2 separate regions of the Homo sapiens genome follow, and region 1 is linked to region 2. The links are chromatin loops, found by intact Hi-C in ENCODE. Cell type or tissue: K562. All regions are shown on one strand.

The links. A loop is a pair of places that touch in the nucleus more often than their neighbours do. Peaks named below come from ENCODE experiments on the same cell type or tissue, not always from the same donor. Only the 100,000 strongest peaks of a DNase experiment are listed, where the experiment ranks them.
Region 1: a loop joins it to region 2, with 2.4 times the contacts of the local background. A loop is called at or near these places in 2 of 110 quality-filtered maps.

What each region holds. Positions count from the first base shown.
Region 1 is chr5:143,188,311-143,196,310 of GRCh38, reverse strand. The region is part of intron 20 of ARHGAP26 (Rho GTPase activating protein 26); the gene reads right to left. It overlaps ARHGAP26-IT1 (ARHGAP26 intronic transcript 1), which reads right to left and starts at 3,811. Exons shown (of 2, transcript NR_046816.1): 1 at 3,679-3,811; 2 at 2,145-2,399. In K562, no CTCF peak of the experiment used is centred here; a DNase peak (open chromatin) is centred at 4,373.
Region 2 is chr5:143,337,602-143,345,601 of GRCh38, reverse strand. All of the region lies in intron 2 of NR3C1 (nuclear receptor subfamily 3 group C member 1), which reads left to right. Among named protein-coding and RNA genes, the nearest start is that of NR3C1, 62 kb to the left of the region's middle. In K562, no CTCF peak of the experiment used is centred here; no DNase peak of the experiment used is centred here.

The sequences.
Region 1 (8,000 bases), 150 kb after region 2:
AATAAAAACTAATTGATTGCCATAAACATGAGATTAGAGCCCTTGTGGGGAAGAAGAGGACTGTGATGGGGGAGGAGAAAGCAAGAGATGTGGACACCAGCAAGGCTGCAGTTCTTAACCAGTGGGGGGTGAGGGGGTGGTTACTAAATAATAATTTAGTATTATTTAGGGGGTGTTTGCTAAATAATAATTTGTTAAGACGTACATTTATATTTCATGTACTTTTTAATACACGTTCAAGCCTATCTTAAAACATATGAACAGTAAGTACCTTAACATATTAGTAGCATTCCCTGGGTGATGAGATTAAAGGTAACTTTTAAATAGCTTTATTTTTTTAGAGTCGCTTGAGGTTCACAGCAAAATTGAGCAGAAAGTACAGAATTCCCCTATATCCCTTGTTCCCATACGCAAAGTTTTTGTGCTTTTAAAACATATTTTTGCAATTAACATGTTACTTTTATAACCACAACTTAATAAATATTACAAAAAAAAAAAAGTCTCCCCAGCCACCCAAACTACAACTTTTACTCCATAGAAGAAGGATGTTTAATAGAGGCAAAATGATAGTTCAGCCTTTGTTGCACCAATCCACGGTTTAGGTTGCATAATACAGTTGGCAGCTCCCAACTTGTACTGTTTCTCTGCCTACTGCACTGAGAAATTATGTTGACTCTTTTAGAGACTTTTTTATTTTGGGAAACTTATTACAGTAAATCAATGGTCTCTTCCTTTTACCTGGGGTAGGGGGACGTCAAGGAGGATGTCTCTGATGTAGCATTCTGAGTAAGCTGCACAACATGTTAACAACACAGGCTGAGGGGCATTGGCTCTCTGGCATACTTTCCTGTATGGTCTACTTTCAGGGAATATTTCCTGTTTGGACTAGGGGGAGGAAAAAGATTTAATAAGAATCTAAATGTCCACTGCTGAAAACAAAGGAGTAACTAAAATTAGCAGCAGTGGCCCAAGGCATTTCAGCTTACAGGTAACCCTGGAGAGGAGATTCCTTGAGTAAGGAGCCTACTATAATATTTCACTATGTTCAGGACTTTTCAGCAATAGAAGCAGCACTTCTGCAAGGACAATGTCCAGGATGATTAAGTTAAACTCTTGCAAATGCACGAACCTTGGTCCGGATACCATGAAAGGCAGATGAGACAGAGAGAGAAAGAGAGATGAACTTTGATGAAAAGGCTAAAAGTCTCCAAGTCTCTTTCTTTCCCTCCAAGCGAGTAGCAGCCTTCCCTCTAATTCTGGTGCTTATTTAGTAGTCTAAACATGTGGAAAATTGTCTCTGATCTGATTTTAATCTGTTCAAGCTTCTTCTCTACTCCATTTATATCTTCCACACCTGGCCCTGCTCCTTCAGCGTGACCATTCACAAACCTGACACTCTCCCTGTGTTCCCGCTGGCCCTCCACAATGGCTGGCGCAGGCTGCCATGGAGGAATGTAATCTTACTAAGCCTCATGGTGATTTTTACCCCTTGTTCATTTGGTTCTGAGGAGCTTATTGACTTGACTGGAAAAAACTTTAAATGATTTTCCAGCAAAATCACCCTTTCCGCTGGAGAAAAAGAGTTTCACCATCTGTGAATAAAAACAAATTGAAGGAAAATCATTTTTATATTCTCTTCTAGTTCTTGTCCTTCAAAACCAAATATCCACAGAGAAGTCAATGAAAAATGGACATGGCAAAACACAATTCTGATCTCACAAAATTTTTTTTTTTTTCCAAATCTGAGGTGGATCCAAATTTACTCTGGATAATCTACAAGTTACTAAGCAAACTTATAGTGCAAAAAGGTTTCATACATAAATGCTTAACTTAAGAGAACTATTCTTGGTGAACATTTCGAAATTCAAATCTGATGATTACATCATTTCTCTGCTTAAAACACTTCAATGCTTCCCCATTGCTCATAGGATAAGGCCTTCTCACCTAGACTATTATAAGAATCTCCAGCCTGTTTTCTTTACCTTTTACCATTCCAGTCCATCCTACTGTGCACTGTAAGTACAAACACCTGCTAAAGACATAGCTTAATAAATATTTGTTGAATGTTGTTGAATGAAGAGCATTTTCCTGCTCATAAATTTCTCATTACTTAACGAATGTAGAATAAATTCCTTACTCTGGCAGACTGGAATATGTAGTTACAGTTTATTCTAGAATTTTTGCATTCCCCTTCTTCTGGTTCACTTGGAGAAGTTCTTTTCCATCCTAAGTGACCCAGGTGAGTCCAGTGTCCTGCTGATTTCACTGCAGGGCAGGCATGTGATCCAGGCTGGCCACAGTGGTCAGTGTGGACAACTGACCCTTGTTCATCTGTGGAGTCTAACAAAGTAGTGCCCCCTTATCCTCGGTGGTTATGTTCCAAGATGCCCAGTGGATGCCTGAAACCGTGGATAGTACCAAACTATGTATATACTATGTTTTTTATATGTATATATCTATGGTAAAGTTTAATTTATACATTTAAGCATAATAAGAGATGAACAACTACAATGATAAAACAATTATAACAATATAATGAAAATTATGTGAATGTAATGTCTCAAAATATCTTACTGTACCATAAACCGTAGCAGCCTCAGCATATATTTTCCCTTCCTTAAGTCAGTAACTTTCACCTTTTCACTTACAGGAAGCACTTTACGGCTTCTCTTTAGCATATGCAAATTGCCAGCATTACCACTCTTGGACTTTGGGGCCACTGTTAAGTAAAGTAAGGGTTACTTGAACATAAGCACTGTAGGCCGGGGCATGGTGGCTCACGCCTGTAATCCCAGCACTTGTGGTAGGCCAAGGTGGGTAGATCACCCGAGCTCAGGAGTTCGAGACCAGCCTGGCCAACATGGTGAAACCCCACCTTTACTAAAAATACAAAAATTAGCCAGGTTTGGTGGCTGTATACCTGTGATCGCAGCTATTCAAGAGGCTAAGGCAGGAGAATCGCTTGAACCTGGGAGGCGGAGGTTGCAGTGAGCCGAGATCGTGCCACTGCACTCCAGCCTGGGTGACAGAGCGAGACTCTGCCTCAAAAAAAAAAAAAAAAAAAAAAAAAGAAAAGAAAATAAGCACTGTAATACCTGGAGTCAATCTGATAACTGAGGTAGCTACTAAACAACTAAAGGGTGGCCAGTGTCCACAGTGTGGCAAAGGGATGATTCCTGTCCCGGGGAGCAGGACTTCATCATGTGGGGAGCAAGACTTCATCATGCTACTTGGAATGCTATGAAGTTTAAAACTTACAAATTATTTGTTTTTATAATTTTTCATTTAATATTTTCAGACAGTCATTGACCATAAGTAACTGAAGCCAAGGAAAGCAAAACCGTAGATGAGGAGCGCCTACTGCATATGAATGCTCTTCTTTCTGGATCCAACAATAAAATGTATTGGCTTAGGGTGACCAGAGATCTTTTTTCATGTTACATGGCCAACATCTGTCTGCAAATGAAGTTAACATGAAAAAAAAAGAGGGAAGAAGAGCCAAGCAAAATGATAATTTGGGCTCTTAAATCCAAATGTGCTGAGGGTTAGATCCACCATGAGACTTCCCAAAATGTCAGCTTATGACTTCCATTTTTTTCCCTTAAGCTAGCTGGGTTTCCTCATTCCAAGGCGTTTCACAATAGAGCCCCAACTCCCCTCTCAGTACTCATTACTTGCCTTCAAAGTCCCCAGGGGTCTCCAAGTCAGCAAACTTTTTCTTAAGGGGCCATAAAGTAAATAGTTTAGACATTGCAGGCCAAGAGGCAAAACTGAGAATATTATTTAGCTACTTATATAACCATTTAAAATGTAACAATGGAAAAACACTCTTTTCTCACAAGCCATAGAGCAAGCAGGCACCTGGCTGGATGTGGCCTGTGGGCCTTGGTTTGCCTACCCCTGTTCTAAACAAATGGCTTTACTTGTGCCATGAGTATGCTTTAACCTTTTGCACCTCCATGTTCCTGCTGGTGCTGCTGTTCCCATCTGAAATGCCTTTCCCTTTCCTGTAACCACTGCTCATCCGCCACTCAAAGCCCATTTCAAATGCGACCTCCTTCCTCAGGCTTCTTTGATATCACGATGAGTTTGATCTTTCTCCAGTGAGTTAGATCTTTCTCCTTGGAATCTTCAAGGGCTGTGTTTTTCTTCCCGTCTTGATGCTACATTGAATTGCAGTTGTCTTATCCCTCTTTTATCTCTTGCACACTGTGAATGCTTAGAACTGACAATATCTAAAGACTGTATTTTTAAGAAAGACTCCACAGGATCAAGTAAATAGTTAAAAGAATGGAAATGGATCTACCAGAAACCAAGGGTAAGACTGCTGGCAGACAGGGAAGGCAGACATTTCTGAGTCAGAATTATCTGATGTCATAAAACGGTACAGCTCTCATTCTGGTGTTGTCACGACAGCTCCACATATGGCCACTTGTCGGCTTGCCTAAGACAGGCCTGACAAATACGATGGAAGGGGACATTCAGACATTTCATTTCTGGTTGGGAGGGAGACAGGCACATTGGGCATAAACTTGGATGAATGCCTGTGTTTCAGTATTCATTCTCAGCCACCCACTGGCATTGTTCTTGCTCCTGGCTACTGGGTGGTGGCGCCCAAACTCAGTCATGAGTGTCCCACCTTCATGACGTTTGTCACATCTGTGTATCACATGTAATTTTAATACATATTTTCTTAATATTTTCTTTAGATTGATCTCTTTAACAAATGTCTACTTTAGCCCATTGCAAATAATATCTCATTATTATTAGTATATAGAATAAAGTTCACCCAAGCACCACTTAAAGCTATTTCAGCTATCTCAGTGTCACACAGCTCACATTTTGGAAATTTCTGTTCTCGGCCACTAATCCTTTTATACCCTCTTGTAAAAGTGTGGCATATATTTTCCCAAGATCTACTTAATTATTTGGAAGAGCCAATTTAATGAATGAAAAGCATATTTGTCCACTCAAGCAAGGTGTACACAGTCATTTAATGTTTCTCTCTTAATTTTGGTATCATTTGTCTACACTACCTACAGAATAATAAAAACAACAACAGTTATCAACATTTAAGGAATGCTTTGTACTCCTGGGAGAGTTTAAAACAGCTTTATTGAGGTATAATTTATATACCATGAAATTTATCTGCCTTACTTAAGTGTACAACTTTTAGAATACTGATGGAGCTGTGCAAGCATCATCCATATTCAGTTTTATAATGCCACCATCACCCCAAAAAGGTCCTTCCTGCCATTTGCAGTTAAGCCCTGCTCCCATGCTCAGCCACAGGCAACCACTGATCTGCATTCTAACTCTAGAGATCTGCCTTTTCTAGATATTTCACAAAAGTGGAATTGCATATTGTGTGGTCTTTTGTGTCTGACATTTCATTTAGCATGTTTTCTGAAGTTCACCCATGTTCTGGCGTGTATAAGTAGTCAATTCATGTTTATTACTGAATTCTATTCCATTCTATGGACACCATGTTCTTATTGAGTAGTAAGATTTCTGCATAGATTCTGGATACAAGTTCTTTATTAGTGATAATATTTGCAAATATATTTTCCCAGTGTGTGGCTTGTCCTCTCATTTTTTCAGTGGTGTCTTTTGAAGGGCAAACATTTTTAATTTTGGTCAAGTTCAATTTGTTAATTTTTTTCTTTTTAAATTGTGCTTTTGATGTTAAATCTAAGTATTTGCCTAACCTACACATTTTCTCCTATGCTTTCTTCTAGAAATTGTCTGGGAATATCTTTATTTCACTTTCATTTGAGAAGAATAGTTTTGCTGATCATAAAATTCTTGGTGGACAGCTTTGTTTTTTCCTTAAGCACTTCGAAAATTCAATGTATATCTAGCCACCATGGCGCACAGAGCCTCCCTCTTATGTTCCTGACATGCTGCATCTGCTACTCAGGCAAACTGCAAGCACCCTGCCCCGTGCAGCACTATTCATAATATGTGCCCTTGCCTGCAATCTACTGAAGCATTTTTACTTTAAGAAGCATGTGTTGGAAGATATAAAAGAAAAATATTTAAAACTGTTTATGAGCAAATTTCCTCAAAAAGCTTCAGAAGCTGGTCCATTTGTGCCATCTGTTATAAGAGAAACTAGAAACCACCTGTCTGTCTGCCTGAGCTCTGCTCTTACCAAGGAAGCTGTAATTACCTCTTTGGTGAAGGATTTGAATCATTACAGTAAATCCTTATTCAGCACATATTGTATTAGGAAGGCATTCTGAACCCCAGAAACCAGGTCTTTTTTTTTTTTTCCCCCCCCTCCTTCTGTCCTCCAAAGATGTAGTAAAACCTTAGCTATTAGGAGCCTGGAAGAGTGAATTGTGCCTTAGCCTTGTTTACTACTCAACAATAAATATTTAATAATCAAATATTTACTTAGCACCTAGTACATGCTAGGCACAGTTGTAGGCACTGGAAACACAGCAGGTAACAAGCCAAGCAAGCCCTCTGCTCTCAGGCAGCTTACATTCAAGTTCAGTAGGCTTCAAGGTAGGGTGGGCGAGAACACAGGCTGGTGGAGGAGAAAAATATCAAAGCTCCTATTGGCATTTTAAATATCTGATTCTTATAACATTTATATTTTTTATGTTTTCTAATGTGTGTAATATAGCAATTACTAAGGCAGGTATACACTTTATAATTAAGTAAATAAAAACAAACACTTATTGGAAGTACATGCTTTTTGATAATATTTTAATTATTATCCTAATGGAAAAAATTTAGGAAATACTACTTATGAGTGTGTAAAGCAGAAAATAAACTCGTAAACAACCAAAGAAGATAATTTTAGGTGGTATTAAGAGCTATGAAATCAACTAAAATCAAGGCAGTGTGAAAGCAGGTGCCTGGGTGGGGAGGGTGTGTGGGTGTAATTTGGATTCTGTGGCTAGGGCAACTTCTTTTGGGTGACATCTGAGCCGAGATCTCAACAAAGTAGACTGCTGAGGGCTCACTGTCTTAAGCCCAAGTGCATCTTTTTTATGGTTAAACATTTAGGATTAAAACAAAGCTAACCCCCATTTCTGCCTAAGCTCCTTCACAGTCTCTTTGCTTAATCACAGAGACTTTTCCCAGAATACTATGTGAACTTAATGGAAAGGGTCCTATTTTGAAAGAACTGTGGAAAGAAGATCAGTGGTAAACATTGGCCTGTCTGTAGCAGAATTCCCAGTAGTAGCTGATAACAGCAAAACATACTTTTCCTGCAAGAAATTGTTTCTTGGTAAAGCTAAAAAGTCATTCTGTTTAGGGAAACAAATGCTTGCCTTTTCAATGAAGTCTCTGTGCACCCTTAAAAGAGTATGTCGCTTGTTCCATTTTGGAAACGGGGAACTACACAAGCCCCAAACAAACAGCCCAGGGACTTCTCTTCTTCTGTGTAACCTGCCACATCTCTAGCTATTTGCAGGATGCAACACACTGTTTGATACTACAGTTATTACACCTCCTTTTTCTAGGTTACCCTCACTTTCACTACCTGAGATGTAACAGTTCTAAAGTTCTACTCACTTTTTGTCAGTATATTTATGTTAATTCACTTGCAACGGTATTCATGGTCACAGTGGTACAAGCTCATTCAGTTCCCTTCAGAAATCATCAGTCTACACTTTCAAATATACCTACCTGAAATGTTAGTGAGGGTAAACTTTCCACAATGTCATCCCCAAAACCCCACAGCATGTCTCTGTCAGCTCTTCCTTCTTCCAACATTGTCACCCAGCCTTATCATGACAAAATGGTACTCTACTATATATACTCAAATTTTCTGTCATTCTCCCAGAAAACTATAGGAAGGAAGGGAGACTCCCCTCCGGGAAGGACTATTACAAATGACAAAATTACAAAAATGAAAGAAAATCAAATGTACTTTACAAAATGGCAAGTCCTAACATTAGCAAGAAATTGAATGACTATGGCAGGGTTGGGGCCTAAGAAGCTATATCTTCAAAATACTATTCCTGCTCTGGCCTTGTGGT
Region 2 (8,000 bases):
CTTGCTGAGCATTTTTAAACTGCACTGTTTATTGTCATGCATTTGAATGATTATCGCAGACTTTATGAATTTTCATTTTATATTAATTTGTAGGCCAGGCACAGTGGCTCACGTCTGTAATCCCGGCACTTTGGGAGGCCAAGGCAGGCGGGTCACTGGAGGTCAGGAGTTCAACACCAGCCTGACCAACATGGGGAATCCCCATCTCTACTAAAAATACAAAAATTAGCCAGGTGTGGTGGTACACACCTGTAATCCCAGCTATTTGGGAGGCTGAGGCAGGAGAATTGCTTGAACCTGGGAGGTGGAGGTTGCAGTAAGCCGAGATTGTGCCCCTGCACTCCGGCCTGGTGACAGAGCTAGACTCTGTCTCAAAAAACAATAATAATAATTTGTATTCATTCATTTTCCAATGTGTTCATTCCAGTTCAGGGTCCAGGGGGCCTGCAGCTTATACTCATAGCTCAGAGCAACTGACCCTATAGACAGGACGCCACCCCATTGTAGGGTGCACTCAAATGCACACTCACACTCAAACTGGGACCCTTCAGACATGCCAGTTACCGTATCACACACAGCTTCGGGATGTGGGAGGAAAGCGAAGTATCTGGAGAAAAACTACACAGACATGGGAAGAACGAGCCAACTCTACACAGACAGTGGCCCTGGACAGAGCTGGGCAGGCATCAGTTTTTTTTCTTTTTTTTGTGGGGGGTGAGGGTGGGGCATGGAGTCTCACTCTGTCACCCAGGCTGGATTGCAGTGCAGTGGTGTGATCTCAGCTCACTACAACCTCCACCTCCCGGGTTCAAGAGTTTCTCCTGCCTCAGCCTCCCAAGTAGCTGGGATTACAGGCGCCCGCCACCACACCTGGCTAATTTTTGTATTTTTAGTAGAGACAAGGTTTCACCATGTTGGCCAAGCTGGTCTGGAACTCCTGACCTCAGGTGATCCACCCGCCTTGGCCTCCCAAAGTGATGGGATTACAGGCGTGAGCTACCGCGCCCAGTCAGCATCATTTTTTTTTTCTCATCAACGTTAAAACAATGTTGAACAAAACATTATTCAAAGACCTGCCGTATGGCTATTTTCTAGTTGTGTGACTTTCTTTGGGAAAGTTAGCAACCCTTTCTGAGCTTAAATGTCCTCATTCATAAAATGGGGCTAGTAATAATGCATAAGGTTTTTGTAAGAATTAGAATTAATAAAGTACTTAGACCATAATAACTAATTAGTATTAGTTGTTGTCTTTGCTATTATTTTGATGTGGTGGTTGTTTGGTTTCACCTGTGTACTATCAGGACATGCTGAAATAAAATTTAAGAATTGGCTTTATAATATTAGAAAAGCAAACTTTTGTACGATATGGGTATGAAAAATTGTTGGGAGTCTACTTTTTCTCTCTTACCTAATTTGTCTTAGTCTTTTTAAAGCTTAGATTTTCCAAATGAGCCATAGCAAAATATAATGTTTAAAAATGTTTAAATTCTAAGCACTATGTCATAGTTAAATAACTTAAAGGTGCTACATCTTATACAGTCCAAAAGGAACATAATTAGTAAAATTCTACAATTTAGAAAAAAAAATAGCTGACAGTGACTGATTTATAAAAGTAAAATATCTTTTGTTAATACTAATATTCTTTTTATAAATTAATTGATGACAAAAAATTGAGTGAATGAGATTTGCAGTTCATTTATCTATGATGCTGGTTTATTTAATCTCTATAATTTGCTGTATTTGAAAGAGCATAGTGATAGAGGTCATGATAAAATCTAGGCCCAGTGCCACAACTAAATCCCTGTAGGAACTCTCAAGGTTTTGATTTCATCTCTGAATGGGAATAACACCTTCCAAGAATATTATGAAGATTAAAAAGTTACGTATCATAAATACACACAGAGTAACAATACTGGGAATATTGCAACTTGTAAGAAAGAGGAAGCATATGGCATATTCTGATGGTTAGGGATATGGACTCTGTAGCTGGGATGCCTGAAAGAGAACTCTGACTCCACTAATGGCTAGTTATATGAAATTGTGCAGATAATTTAACTTCTCTGAGTTTGCATTTTTCTTTGTCTATATAATGGGGATAATAATAGTACCTACCTCACACATAGTGTTAATTTCTATTAGTGGTTCTCATTAAGATAGTATTGTTGTTCATCCCTGGTTGTTAGCCATCATGTATCTGAGTTAGAGAGTCATTGATTTTAGAAAGTCCCGAGGAGACTATCAGGTCAAGCAACCTGCCTCCTGCTAGACAATTAGCTTTATCCATGAGTTACCAAAGAGGGAGCCGAAACCCAGGGAAGCTGAAAGAGCTGTTGATTGTCACCCTGTGAGTTGGTGATAGAAAGATATCTGGAATCCCAGTAGTTGCCCATTTCCTAGTTCTGGGCTCTGCATTGCACTAGAATACTGTGCCATTCTAAATATGAAAAGGCAGTATGACCATTGTGCTTGTCACTTTCCATTCCCTAGATGCTATCTTATATTTGTCCTTATGAAATTTAACCTGTGACTTTCAGATCACTTAGAACCTTGGTTGGACAGTGTTTTCTAGTGTTATTTAGTATATTTTTTTGTCATCTTCTGTTGTCTTTGGGTTCCCCTAAAAGAGCTATACTCTGGGTGCCAGGAAACTTCACACATGACTGTCTTCTCTTCCTCGACTTCCCTCTCTACTTACCTTTCCAGCTCGTAGCAAATCAGAAGACTTCTCTGACACCTCTCTATGTCTAAAGGTCCTTTGATATTCTCACATGGCGGCATGAATCACAGTGTATTTTAACTGGCCTTTTCCTTGTATGTCTCCTACAATGAGCTGTTGAAGCTTCATGAAAACACAATCTGTTTTACTCAGGGCAGTTATAATTCCAATTACAAAGCACATTTCCTGGCTCCTGGCTAGGAACTCGATCATTTTTCGATGCTTCCTTGCTCAGGACTTTCTGATTCCTTCTTAAAACATTTTGGGGCATCTCCTTCTCCTGGTTTTTGGAAACATATTCTCATACTGCTATGAAGGTTTTTACTGACATTTCCAACTTCTCTTAAATTGATTCAGCAAATGTTTTTCCATAATAAATGTCATTGATATGTCATCAATATGGAGAGCAACAACAGAATGCATTGAGTAAACTCCTCCCCTGGAGGTCTGAGAATCTAGATTCCAGTTCTCACAGAGCCACCACCTTGGTGACCTTGGACAGTAGACCTTCTAAGCCTCAGTTTCCTTATCCCTTAAGTGGGGATATTAATAGAACCCATTCTCAGAGATGTTGCCAAGATTAAAATAACCAAGATAATTCCTGTAGATGATTTGGCATAGTGCCTGCCACGTACTAAGCAAGAGTTAGCCTCCGTCATTATAGTATGATCATAAAAAATGAACAGACTAAACGAAGTAACCAGAAGGAAAGAAATTTTAATTCTTAAAATGTAATAGTTTCTTGGTTTTTTTTTTTCTGTGAAACACCTGCATGGCACCTTTTTGTTATTCATACTGTTTTGACTGTGGCTGTCGTAGATTCTTGTTGAAAGTCTGAGAGACTGAGACTTGTCATTTTGAACATGGCATCAGTGGAACAGCTTATGATTCAATAATTGCATCATCCTGGACAAGCACCAGTAGAAGTGAGTCAGGACATGTGATAAAAAGACATTCATTTTGCCCCTCCTCCCTCTCTGTATTTTCTTTGCTATAAAATTATTGATGTTAAGCCCATAGTACTAATATTTCAGTTCAATTCATAATAAAATTTGAGGGCATTTGAATATATTATCTGTTGTAAATTATAATTTTATATTTGACCACAGAGTATTTGAAGTGGGTCTTTTCTTTCCCCAAAATTCTATTTTAATAACTAAAAAATATTCTTAGGAGAAGTATTATTTAAGAACAGGTTTATATTAAATAACATCATTTCACTTTCAACTTTCTGGTGGTCAAAAAATATGCTAATACTAATTAGGATATGATACACATGTTCTGTTAGAACAGTTTTGGCAGTTAGAAGACTTCTCTTCTTGTGTTTGAAAGGGATGTTACTTGGGGTAGTTATGAGCCATGTATCCAGATGTCCTGAAAGGACCAGTGGTAGATGTATTTCTATTTTTGTCTTTTCTTTTTTCTTTCTGGCATTCTAGTTGCTGAGTGACTGACTTTTGTTTTCAGCTCTTCTCACAATCACCATTGTTCTAATAACTTTGCTTAAATAGAATGTCTCCTTTTGCTATAAGCCATGGGGCCATTTACCGTTAATTTTTTAAAGTACTGAAATGAGAACCTCATAAATTAAAGAACACTCCTGATTCTGAGTTAGCAGATCCTACTAAGCCTTTTGCAGATGGAAATTTCCTTTAAATTGGTTTGTTTTCCTTTAACATTCCATTATCCTATTGTTCATTCTTTGGAGCTGTGATTTGTTTAATATATTTCAGGCTTCTTAATAAATCAAGTCATGTAAGTTATTATTTGGATCATTTCGAAACTACAACAGCTTATCAAACCTCTGAAAGAAGAATTTTGTGTTTGCCCACAGACTGAAGAACTGATTCAGTTTTATTGGCTGAGCTACCTTCATTATTCATATTTAATTCCTGGTACTGAGGGTGGGAGGAGGGAGAGGAGCAGAAAAGATACAACTATTGGGTACTGGGCCTAATATCTGGGTGATGAAATAATATGTACAACAAGCCCCCGTGACATGTGTTTACCTATTTAACGAACCCTCACATGTATCCCCAAGCCTAAAAGTTTAAAAATATATATTTGGTAAATCAATTGATGTGTTTTAAAAAATATCGCCTTTTGGCCGGGTGTGGTGGCCCATGTCTGTAACCCCAGCACTTTGGGAGGCCAAGCCGGGCGGATCACGAGGTCAGGAGTTCAAGACCAGCCTGGCCAACATGGTGAAACCCTGTCTCTACTAAAAATACAAAAAATAGCTGGGCGTGGTGGCGCGCACCTGTAATCCCAGCTACTCGGGAGGCTGAGGCAGGGGAATCTCTTCAACCCAGGAGGCGGAGGTTGCAGTGAGCCAAGATTGTGCCATTGGACTCCAGCCTGGGCGACAGAGCGAGACTCTGTCTCAAAAAAAAAAAAAAAAAAAAAAAATCATCTTTAAAGAGATAACTAACCCTTCCCCAGAAGGCAGGGCCAAAGTCTAAGGTTCTTCCAGGTCCTTTGTATTCCCTATAAATTTTAGAGTCAGCCTGTCAATTTCTATACACACACAAAAAAAGCCTGCTGGGATTATGATTGGTATTGCATTGAAATTAAATCAATTTGGGTATAAGAGACTTCAATTTGGGGATTGAGTCTATATTGAGTCTTCCAATCCAGGAACACTGTATATCTCTCCATTTAGTCAGATATTTAGTTTATTTCAACAATATTTTCAGATCTTTAGTTCCTTTCAGCAATATTTTCTCATTTTTCCTGTAAAGCTCTTGCACATCTTTTGTCCCATATCTATTGTGTATATGTGTTTTGCTAGTTATTAAATTATATTAATATAAATTTTATTTTCCAATTGTTTGTCGCATATATAGAATGTTTTAAAAATATTGTGTCCTGTGACCATGCTAAATTAACTAATTCTAGTCATTATGTCTTCATTATCTTTCTCTTGAATTTTCATTGTCTTCCCCTTCTGGGACTCCATTCATATGTAAGGCCATTTGATACTGTCTCTCAGGTCCATGAAGTTCTGTTAATTTTTCTTCATTCTTCTTTTTCTCTGTGTTCTTCAACTGAATGAATGCCATTAATAATTTGGTATGTAATGGCTCACTTAAACTTCCTTTTGTTTTTAAGATATTTCTACTCTCAGCTGTGTCTGGAATCCTTTAGTCCGGAGCCCCACCAACCCTCAGCCTAGAAGGAAGGAGGAGAAGGATAGGGTGAAAGGAAGGGGAGAGCTTCTAGCTTCAGGACAGAGATCAGAACAAACAACAGAGCAGTCATCTTGGATAAGGAAACTTCCCTCAAACCTATTACTTATATCCTCAGAAATAAGAAAAATAATGCATTTATCAAATTAAAGGATTTTGAAAAAGGGAACATTCAGAGAATAAAACTAAACTCTTGAAAGTTAAAAGGATGATAACATAAATGAAAAGCTCAGTTGAAGGATTGAAAGATAAAAGTAAGAAAATATCCCAGAAATAAGAGCAAAAAGACAGCAATGTAAAATAGGGGAGAAGATAAGAGAATTAGAGAACCAGCTTAGGAGTTCTAGAAAGAGAAAATGTAGACAACAAAAGGTAAGAAATCATCAAAGACTGGAGTAGGGGAGGTCATGCTATCTGTTTCTTTTTCTATTTTTTATTTTGAGTTACATTTTTTTTTACTGTGAAACAAGCATATGTACATGAGAATGAACAAAACAAATATGCAGTCATGTATTGCTTAACAACAGAGATAGGTTCTGAGAAATGCATCATTAGGCGATGTCATCATTGTGCAGACATCATAGAGTGAACTTACACAAATCTGAATGGTATGTCCTACAGTACACCTGGACCATATGGTATAGCTGTTGCTTCCAGGCCACAAACTTACAGCATGTTACTGTACTGAACACTGCAGGCACCTCTAATACATCGGTAAGTATTTATGTATCTAAACATAGAAAAGGTACAATAAAAATACAATATAAAAGAGGAAAAAAATAGTACACCTGTATAGGTGCTTACTGTGAATAGGGCTTCCAGGATTGGAAGTTGCTGTGAGTCATTGAGTAGTGAGTGAATGTGAAGGCCTAGGACATTTATTATATGAAGTCTACTGTAGTGTAAACTCTGTAGACTTAGGCTACACTAAATTTATAGAAAAATTTTCTTCAATAATAAATTAACCTTAGCCTACTGTAACTTTTTTACTTTGTAAACTTTTAATTTTTTTAACATTTTGACTCCTTTTTAGTAACACTTAGCTTAAAACACACACATTGTACAGCTGTAAAGAAAATTTTATGTCCTTCTTCTGTAAGCTTTTTTCCATTTTTAAGATGTTTTTATTTTTAAAACTGTTACTAAAAACTAATACACAAACACACACATTAACCTAGGCCTATACAAAGTCAGTGTCATCAGTGTTCAACCTTCACATGTTATCCCACTGGAAGGCCTTCAGGGGCAATAACAAACACAGAGCTGTCGTTTTCTGTGATAACAGTGCCTTTTTCTGATATACCTACTGAAAGACCTGGCTGAGAGTGTTTGACAGTTAACAAAAAAAAAAAAGGACAAGAAGTACACTCTAAAATAATGAAAAAAGTATAATACAGTAAATACATAAACCACCAACATAGTCATTTATTATCATTATCGAGTATTATGTACTGTACACAGTTGTATTTGCTGTACTTTTCTATAACTGGTAGCACGGTAGGTTTGTTTATACCAGCATCACCACAAACATAAGCATGGTGTTGTATTACAATGCACAGCTGCAGCTAAGTGATAGGACTTTTTCAGCTCCATTATAATTTTATGGGACCATCACTATAAATGCTGTCCATCATTGACTGAAATTTATGTCGTGCATGACCATACATACAATTTAATGAAAAATAATAATAATAAAGCTAGCAGTGTGTAATTACCAACCAGGGCAAGAAATAGAATATTGCCAATACCTTGGAGGCCTCCAGTATGACCATATAAGTTTACAAATCCTATTTTGTTCCTCCTCCCCAGAGGTAACCACTGCCCTGACAAATGTGATCGTTGTTTTCTTGTTTTTCTTACTACCTATATAAACATCCTTAAACAATATAACTCAGTTTGTATATTTTGAATTCCATGTTAATAGAATATCATATGTATATGAATTTTATGTGAATAGAATATTATATATGTCATTTTGCATCTTGCTTTTTTCATTCAACATTGTAGGATTCATTCATGTTGTAGTGTACAGCTGTCGTTTATTCATTGCTGTATAGAATTATATCCTCAGAGATAAGATATATGGATGTTTATAA